Linked DNA regions of Homo sapiens: region 2 is linked to region 1. A link is a contact called in ENCODE Hi-C or POLR2A ChIA-PET data. All regions are on one chromosome and are shown on one strand. Each heading gives the region's core, a stretch centred on a gene start or an enhancer-like site at or near the end of the contact. The rest is flanking DNA. Distances are from core to core; before and after follow the strand shown.

Region 1 (4,597 bases), core at 1,067-3,566:
GTTCGGTACTATCTATGGTTTCAAGCATCCACTGGGGGTCTTGGAACATGTACCCTGCAGATAAGGGGGGACTAAAGACTAAGGGAAGACTAATGGAAGACTCTGTGATAAAGTACAGAAGGAATCAAATGACTGAGGAGGGGATGGGAGGTGGGACACCCAGTGGGTGGGCGTGGGGCTGCCACACTCACCCCTTGATGAGTCGGTAGACCACACAGCAGTCCTGATTTAGACCCCGCACCTTCAGGGCCTTGTCTAGAGAGTCGTAGACACTCATGCCATCCCGGACAGTCACCTGTGTGTATGTGCAGATGTAGGGGTCCTCAATGCCCAACAGAAGCGCAGCTGATGTTCCCATCCTTCTGCAAAGGCCTCCCCCAACCGTTGTCACCCTTTTGATCCCAGAGTTACAACTGGGTCCATCCACAGCCCCTGCCATTTCGCTTCCATGACTCACCACCGTGCGTTGCTTGTTGGGCAGGTATACTTTGACGGTGCCCACTGCCCGGGATGGCTCGGCCCCATTGGCAGGGGGGCCCCGTGGTGGCTCCATGGAGCCTTAGATTTTGTCAAGATGGGCTGAGGTGGGGCTGGGCAGGTGCCATGGGGCTCCTACAAGAAGGCAGACAAGAATTCAGAGGTCCAATAATGATAGTCTAGAAGCAAAGTGGCAGGGGACAAAATAAAATTCAAAGTCCAGGCTCCTGTCGCCCCCTGCAGCCTAATTTTCACACGACAGTCCAAGAGATCCTGCTCACATCTGAAGTCCTTCCAGTTCCTTCTCTGCTCAGGCCCTCCTGTTGCTTGTCTCACTCTTGAGTGCCAAGGTCTCAGCTTCACTGCACAGGGTTGCGGGGGAGAGAACAGGGAAGGGGGACAGAGCATACTGTCTTGGAGGGTAGAGGAGCACACAAGACTCTGTGCTGGGGACCAATGGGGAAGTCAGTACACACTGCACTGAGCCGTCAGGTACATAAGAAGCACGAACAGAATGTCCTGGGTTTTTTTTTTTTTTTTTTCTGTTTTTTTTTTTTTCTGACAGAGTTTCGCTCTTGTTGCCCAGGCTGGAGTGCAATGGCATGGTCTCAGCTCACTGCAACCTCCACCTCCCAAGTTGAAGCCATTCTCCCGCCTCAGCCTCCTGAGTAGCTGGAACTACAGGCGTGTGCCACCACGCCCGGCTAATTTTTTGTATTTTTAGTAGAGACGGGGTTTCACCATGTTGGCCAGGCTGGTCTCGAACTCCTGACCTCAGATGATCCACCCGCCTCAGCCTCCCAAAGTGTCCTGGTTTTTTAACAGAGAACGGGGGAAATGCCAGTTACTGTGGTGAGGGAGGAGTCGCAGGCACGGTGATGGGAAAGAGAGGATTATCAGATACTGCCCTTAGTTTGGGGAAGATGGAGGTTGCACCAAACATGTCCTTAAAGGGCACTGTGGACATCCCTAAGCCCTGGGGTGTAATGTTGATGTTAGGACCACAGACACCGTTGTTAGGTGGCTAATGGAAGTCCCAAGCCTCTATGATGAGGAATTCATGGGGGGGGGGGGTCACTACATACTATGCGGAAGGGAGATGTAACAGGCGTCACTAGGGACTGTAATGGGGAGAAGGGTGGAAATGGAAATGACCAGACATTGAGCCGAACTGGGGAGGTAATGGTGGACCACCAGACATTGTCATAGCAAAAGGAGAAGGAAGGTATGGTGTTGCGGGGAGAAAAATGGAGGTAAAGAGGGAGCTCCAAAATTCTCCTTGACAACCTGTGAGGGGTCACAGGCATATTACTGGTCTAAACTGAATGAGGGATCATGGAAGGCGGTTACAGAGGCGAGAATCCTGACATTCTCCCGGCGGGGGCGGTCAGACACTGATCCAGAATAAGGAAACCGGGGAGTGAACCGCGTTTCCACACACTCCCCGCAGTTGGTAAGGAAAGGTCATTGGACACCTTAGCGGGGGTTAAGACGGAATCCCGGCACCACTCGGTCGGGTCCCGCCTACCAAAGGGCTTCCGGCTCTGCGCAGGCGCACCACCACTAGCAGCGGGCGAAACCATCACCCGCAGCCTTGCCCGCCTATTCCTGTTACCCACCCCACCCCCGCTGTCGACGATGGTCTCGCCCCGGGTCAAACCACTCCTCCGGTTCCGGGCAGGGAACGCCGGGGCCCAGGCGCAGCCATCCTGGAGCTGAGCTTTCGGTCCGGGCTCCCTGCCCGTGCCCGGCAGCCGCTCCAGAAACCGAGCCCTCCCGGGCCCGCCCTCACCTGTCACGCCGCTACAGCCGCCGCCGTCTCCATCTTGGGCCTCTCTTCTTGTTTCCTCACAGAGTCCGCCTCCGTCGCCTCTCGGACTCTCGTTATTGGCTCTGCGGGACTCAGCCTTCCACCCTTATTGGGTCAGGGTCACGTCTGTCAAGGCAAGACCAACGGAATGTGAGTCGTGTTCCGGATTAGGAGGGGCCGCCTGAAACGTCAAGATCTGGGGCAAGCGCTCGTCCTGACTCGCGCAGGCGCAGTTGAGGCAAGACCTGCGTGCCTAGGGCTTTAACCCCAACAGTGGCATAGACGTATAAAGCAGAACACAGGTCATTTGGGGCTGACCTTAGGGCTTTGGCATCTGGGCGGAGAAATCCTTAAGTACCCTTTTTGGGCCAGTGCCCTAAGCACCCTTTTATGATTTTCCCGTGTCTCAGTTTTTACCATCTTTGAAATGGGTTGGAATCAGAACCAATGATCGGCGATGTTCACCAGCTCTAGGAGACTGTAGTTCATAGCCTTTGAGGACAGCGGGTCTCTGGTGTGGCGGGGGCTGGGGGACTGGGCCTAGGAGGGGCGGCCTGCTGTCTGGGAGGCTTCCTTTAGGAATGGGGTTGATTAGGACTATGAAAAACTAGTCACAGGTGGCCAGGTGAAGAGGGAAGTGCGGACCTGGAAGGGAGCACGATGCCAGTCAATGTGTGGAGGTATTGTGGGGTAAACACAAATTTTTAAAGATCGAATTTTCCCTGGTGTCAAAAGAGAAAGACGTCTCTCTTAGAGCATTTCCTTTAGAAAACTTGTAACTGTAAAATTTTCTCTGTCCCTTTGAGATGTATGTAAGTCCTTTTAAAAGCTAAATCTCTTGCCAGTTTTACATCCCCGGAATGTTTTTCTTAAGAGCCTTGTAGCCATCTCTTTGAAATGTAAACATCAATGAAAATAGCACCCCTGTCTTTCCCTGTCTTCGTGGGAATTTGATCTGCGTGCCTGGCTTCAAGTTATTACCTGCTTGTCATAGAGATATGAGTTTTCGTTTTCCTTTGGATAAAGGCAATTAACTAACACAGATAGCCACCCTAATTACCAGGTGAATTTGGGATGAAGTATGTGTACCAAATGGTGCCGTCAAGTTTCTTGAGCACAAGTTATTGTTTGAGAATATGTTTGTAATGGGCTGTATCTGCCTGCTACATAAACGGATGAGATTTCTTTCTGTCTTTGAAACCTCTTTAGCAGATTGTTTGTGATGTGCATCACAGTCTGGTGTAATGCTTATTCAGTTATAAAACTTTCCATTCCTGCCGGGTGCGGTGACTGATGCCTGTAATCCCAGCACTTTGGGAGGCCAAGGCGGGCGGATCACTTGAGGCCAGGAGTTCGAGACCAGCCTGGCCAACATGGCAAAACCCCGTCTTTACTAAAAATGCAAAAAAAAAAAGTCAGCTGGGCGCGGTGGCGCGCGCCTGTAATCCCAGCTACCTAGAATGCTGAGGCAGGAGAATCACTTGAACCCAGGAGACAGAGATTGCAGTGAGCTGAGATCACGCCACTTGCCACTTGCACTCCAGCCTGGGTGACAGAGTGACCCTGTCTCAATAAAACAAAAAACAAAAAAAAACTTTTCATTCTTGTCTACTTTGTGGAGAGGATTCATTGGGTTGGCACGAGATTCTCTTTTTAATTATTTCCCCAACACCATGAATGGCCTGTTGTGTTTCAAGTGACTGCATTCTCCTGTTTGGAGATTTAGCATCCTTTGGCAATGTAATGGGAAAGATCAGAGGAAGGTCATAGGTGAGGGGGGGCCTCAACATATTTCAATCTGTATTTATCACATGGCTTTCTCTGTCTATAAGAAGGAAGACAGAAGTTCTGCCTACTGGCCTCCCATATAATTTCCATTTCCCAACTCCCCTTTTCTTTTCTTTTCTTTTCTTTCTTTTTTTTTTTTTTTTTTTTTTTTGAGACAGAGCCTTGCTCTGTCACCCAGGCTGGAGTACAGTGGCAAGATCTTGGCTCACTGCAACCTCCGCCTCCTGGGTTCAAGTGATTCTCCTGCCTCAGCCTCCTGAGTAGCTGGGACTACAGGCGCCCACGACCATGCCTGGCTAATTTTTATATTTTTAGTAGAGACGGGATTTCACTATGTTGGCCAGGCTGCTCTGAAACTCCTGACCTCAAGTGATCTGCCCACCTCGGCCTCCCAAAGTGCTGGGATTACAGGCTTGAGCCACCACACCTGGCCCCAACTCCACTTTTCTATTCGGATCTTCACCATTTAATGGCTAAAAAAATTTTTTTTTTTTTTTTAGAGACAGGATCTCACTATGTTGC
Region 2 (4,597 bases), core at 1,773-4,272, 1.3 Mb before region 1:
GAAAACCCGTCTGTGAGACTAGCCTGGTCAACATAGTGAGACCCCTGTCTCTACAAAAAAAAAAAATTAGCTGGGCACAGTGGCACACGTCTGTAGTCCCAACTACTCAGGAGGCTGAGGCAGGAGGCTCATTTGAGCCCAGGACTTTGAGCTTGCAGTGAGCTATTATCGTGCCACTGCACTCCAGCCTGGGCAACAGAGTGAGACCCTGTCTCTAAACAAATAATAAATAATATATATACCATAGGCACAGGTCATTCAATAGGCTTAAAAGAAAATCCAGCCTGGCCAACATGGTGAAACCCCATCTCTACTAAAAAATACAAAAATTAGCCAGGCACAGTGGAGCACGCCTGTGGTCCTAGCTACTCGGGAGGCTGAGGCAGGAGAATCGCTTGAACCCGGGAGGCAGAGGTTGCAGTGGGCCAAGACTGCACCACTGCACTCCAGCCTAGGTGACAGAGCGAGACTCTCTCAAAAAAAAAAAAAAAAAAAAAAAAAAAAAGTAAATCAATGATCATTGCCAGTTTTATTTTTTTGAGATGGAGTCTTTCTCTGTTGCCCAGGCTGGAGTGCAGTGGCATGATCTCGGCTCACTGCAAGCTCCGCCTTCCGGGTTCACACCATTCTCCTGCCTCAGCCTCCCGAGTAGCTGGGACTACAGGCATCTGGCACCACGCCCGGCTAAGTTTTTTGTATTTTTATTAGAGATGGGGTTTCACCCTGTTAGCCAGAATGGTCTCGATCTCCTGACCTCGTGATCCGTCCACCTCCGCCTCCCAAAGCGCTGAGATTACAGGCATGAGGCACCCTGCCCGGCCTGGGATCATTGACAATTTTATTAACCACAAGGTCTATACCTTGCACACAGTAGGCTTGTAATAGATGTCAGTTATCAATAAGGAGAAGATATATTTTCCAGTGCCTGGCACACTATAGCCCCAAATAGATGCCAGTTTTTAGTATTACTGATAATAAGGTGTGATTTGCAGCCAGAGCACAGTAGGCCTAAATGATAGATCCTCACTGCAACTACGCTTGGCACACAGGAGACAGCAGTAGAGGTTAGCAGTACTTCCTATTAGATACTATGTCATCACCCCCATAGAGTAATCCATGGGATTTAACTTGGCATACAGTAGGCCCCAAATAGGCATTAGGTGGTCAGTATTATTTTGTTGTTTTTTTTGGATTTTTTTCAGACAGGGTCTCCATGTGTCGGCCAGGCTGGAGTGCAGTGGCACAATCTCGGCTCACTGCACCCTTGACATCCTAGGCTCAAGAGATCCTCTCACCTCAGCCTCCCAAGTAGCTGGGACTACAGGCATGCACCACAACACACGATTAATTTTTGTATTTTTTGTAAAGACGGGGTTTTGCCATGTTGCTCAGGCTAATCTCTTAATCCCTAAACTCAAGCAATCTACCCGCCTCAGCCTCCTAAAGTGCTGGGAATGCCAGCTTGAGCCGCCACGCCCAGCCAGTCAGTATTGTTAAGAATGAAATATCTGCCGGGCACAGTGGCTTATGCCTGTAATCCCAACCCTTTGGAAAGCCAAGGGTGGGGGGTGGATCACCTGAGGTCAGGAGTTAGAGGCCAGCCTAGCCAACATGGTGAAACCCGTCTCTACTAAAAATGCAAAAATCAGCCGGGTGTGGTATCACGTGCCTGTAATCCCAGCTACTTGGGAGGCTGAGACAGGAAAATCGCTTGAGCCCGGGAGGCGGAGGTTGCAGTGAGACGAGATCACGCCACAGCACTCCAGCCTGGGCGACAGACCGAGACTCTGTCTCAAAAAAAAAAAAAAAAAAATTGCCAGGTGTGGTGGGGCGGGGCGTGCCTGTAGTCCCAACTACTCGGGAAGTTAAGGCAGGAGAATCGCTTGAACCTGGAAGGCGGAGGTTTTAGTGAGCCGAGATCGCGCCACTGCACTCCAGCCTGGGTGCACAATAAGACTCTGCCTCAAAAAAAAAAAAAAAAAAAAAAAAAAAAAAAAAAAAAAAGAATGAAATATCTATTCCCCCAACCCCCTCCACTTGACACGCGGTAGGGATGGATGTCAGGAATCCACATTGTTAACAACGAAAAATGCCTGCCACCCCATTGCTTGGTGCACAGTTGGCCCATGCTAGGTATCAAGCGTCAGTATCAACAACAAAAGTGCCTGTCGAGGCTGGCACGTGTTAGGACCATCTGCTTTTAGCTGTCTCACCAGGCTCCAGATGTTTGAGGATGCCTCTCTTGGCCAAGCGGGTCTGCAGCGCAACGGGCAGCGGCATAGCTGATAGCAGACAGACCTAGGGACAGACGAACAAACTGACAAGCAGCTCAGATAAAGATTCCTATCTGGATCCCGTAACCAAGCGCCTCCCGTAAACATGTACTCATCTGACTCCGATCTACTCAAATGAACCAGTAGCTGGGTGGACAGAACATACGCACTAAAAGATGTAAGAGGTAGGTGGCAATATCATCGCAACTCCCACCAACCCTACTGTCCCCGAAACCAGGTGCTCCAGGGCCCTGTTCCTCTCCCAGGCCCAGGCTCCGCCCACAGCCTAAGAAGCCCGGCCCCTCCGCACTTCAGAAATGGGCTCATCCAGCGTCCCCATGACTGCCGGGTGGGAGAAACCAAAGCGCTGGGATGGGGGAGCAGAGGGCAGCACTTCCTCCAGCTCCAAAAGAGTGCACCCACCCCAACGTTACCAATACACTCGTGCAGGTAGTGGAAGGCTGTCACACCGCCCGTCTCTCTCGTGTCGCCGCTACGATACCTGGGCCCACACGACTCTCTTCCCAAAACACCGAATGAGACCTTCTCTCAACGAGGCCTTCACTCCCCGAGCCTGAAAGTAACTGGACTACGCTCAGGAGGCAATGAACAAATGGCAGAAACTCGATTGGCCAATGAGAGTGCGTCCTTGGCGTGACATGCGGTATAGCGACCCAATCGCTGCCCGGTAATAGGCGGAAAGCTCCGACGCCGGTGTGCGTCTACGCTGGGGGCGTGGCCTGACTGCGCGGCCAGACGCCAGCGCCATGGAGGAGTACGCTCGGGAGCCCTGGTACGGCAATGGGCACAGGCATCCGGAATATTGCTGCGACGCCAAGGCCAGCCGTGGGGGTCGGGCGGGGGAGGCATCGGCCGCACAGAGCCATGTACCAGACTCGGGGGACTCTTAACGTATCTCCCGCTACCCCCACTCGGTTCCTGTCATTCGGGCTCCGTTATGAGGGGCCACAACCAGAGAAGGTGCGGCGAAGGCCGAACCACGCCATGTTTCTCCTGACTTCGTAATCTCCTAGCCCTGTTAACGAAAAAAGACACGCTGGACGATCCATCCCGGCTAGGGGTGGTACGGTGTTGACCGGAAATCCCCAGAGTTGCCGCCAGTGGTTTTTCCCAGGTCGCCTTTGTCAGTGGGGGGCGGGGCACGGATGAACCTGTTGAGGGCCGGCGGGGACGGTGGATGCTTCCCGCGGTCGCTCTTGGTTTTTCCCAGTTGTGCCGGATTGAAAAGGGGCGGGGCATGGTTGGACGGGCTCACCGTCGGAGAAGGGGTGCGACGCGGTCCTGCTTTGCTGACAGTCTGTCTTGGCTAGTTAACACGCCTATGTCGCTTATTGAAACGTCAACTCTGCGTGTGCCAATTCATTTAATCTTTGATCACAGTAAAACCGTTGGCTGATTCCTTGGTTGGTAGACAGGGCGAAGACTAATATTTCTCCCCCTTTGCCCCATTTCTCGCTTTAATGGGGGGGTGTGTGGAAAAAGCGTGACAGAACTAGCTCATTATTATCTGAAGTGTTTGTTCCTACTTAGGAACTTCCCATTCTGGTGACTTGGTTTCTCCCAGTTAGAAAAGAGTTCGTGTGACAGGACCTGGGGGAGGGCTCACATTAACCCCGTCCTTCCCTTCCTGCTTGCAGCCCATGGCGAATTGTGGATGATTGCGGTGGAGCCTTCACTATGGGTGTCATCGGTGGCGGAGTCTTCCAGGCCATCAAGGGTTTCCGCAATGCCCCTGTTGTGAGTCCAGGCCTTCCCTGGGTTGGTGTGGGGTTAGCTATCTTGCCCACAAGGGAGGCTGCTCTGAAAACTGCTTGGAGCTGCCAGTCACGTGCACTTATTCATTCTGGTGCCCACTCACCTACTATGTGCCGAGCCTGGCTCCTGTATCTGGGATTTTGTAGGGATTGCAAACATGGCCTCTGTCTTCCACCCTCCACCCCACCCAACTGGAGCTCCTCTGTGGAAATGCTGTGTCGTTCAAAGAGTCATCACCAAATTTTAAATGTATGTGCAAAGCCAGACAGTTTTTTTTTTTTTTGAGACAGTCTTGCTCTGTTGCCCAGGCTAGAGTGCAGTGGCACGCTCTTGGCTCACTGCAACCTCTGCCTCCTGGGTTCAGGCAATTCTCCTGTCTCAGCCTCCCAAGTAGCTGGGACTACAGGCATGTGCCACCAGACCTGACGAATTTTTGTAATTTTAGTAGAAATGGGGTTTCACTATGTTGGCCAGGCTGGCCTTGAACTCTGGACCTCAGGTGATCCACCTACCTCGGCCTCCCAAAGTGCTGGGATTACAGGCGTGTG

Evidence for each region. A loop is a pair of places that touch in the nucleus more often than their neighbours do. ChIA-PET counts read pairs that join two places held with the same protein, here RNA polymerase II (POLR2A). Pooled maps may share reads with other maps.
Region 2: a map of naive thymus-derived CD4-positive, alpha-beta T cell shows a loop between it and region 1 (15-fold over the local background). The contact joins the promoter of TIMM17B here to the promoter of ARAF in region 1. A Hi-C loop is called at or near these places in 1 of 168 maps with a recorded cell type or tissue (naive thymus-derived CD4-positive, alpha-beta T cell) and 8 of 50 pooled maps. POLR2A ChIA-PET finds 5 or more read pairs at or near these places in 1 of 52 experiments (SK-N-SH).

The regions. Positions count from the first base shown.
Region 1 is chrX:47,558,924-47,563,520 of GRCh38, reverse strand. ARAF (A-Raf proto-oncogene, serine/threonine kinase) reads right to left here and starts at 2,316. Exons shown (of 16, transcript NM_001654.5): 1 at 2,270-2,316; 2 at 458-612; 3 at 192-295. The coding sequence starts at 553. LOC124905184 (a long non-coding RNA gene) reads left to right here and starts at 2,082. Exons shown (of 2, transcript XR_007068225.1): 1 at 2,082-2,437. RefSeq lists a silencer at 1,950-2,249.
Region 2 is chrX:48,896,193-48,900,789 of GRCh38, reverse strand. TIMM17B (translocase of inner mitochondrial membrane 17B) reads left to right here and starts at 3,022. Exons shown (of 6, transcript NM_001395498.1): 1 at 3,022-3,066; 2 at 3,932-4,031. The coding sequence starts at 3,041. It overlaps PQBP1 (polyglutamine binding protein 1), which reads right to left and starts at 2,860. Exons shown (of 7, transcript NM_001032382.2): 1 at 2,708-2,860; 2 at 2,214-2,298. The coding sequence starts at 2,280. RefSeq lists enhancers at 2,197-2,416, 2,467-2,836, 3,127-3,326, 3,357-3,506.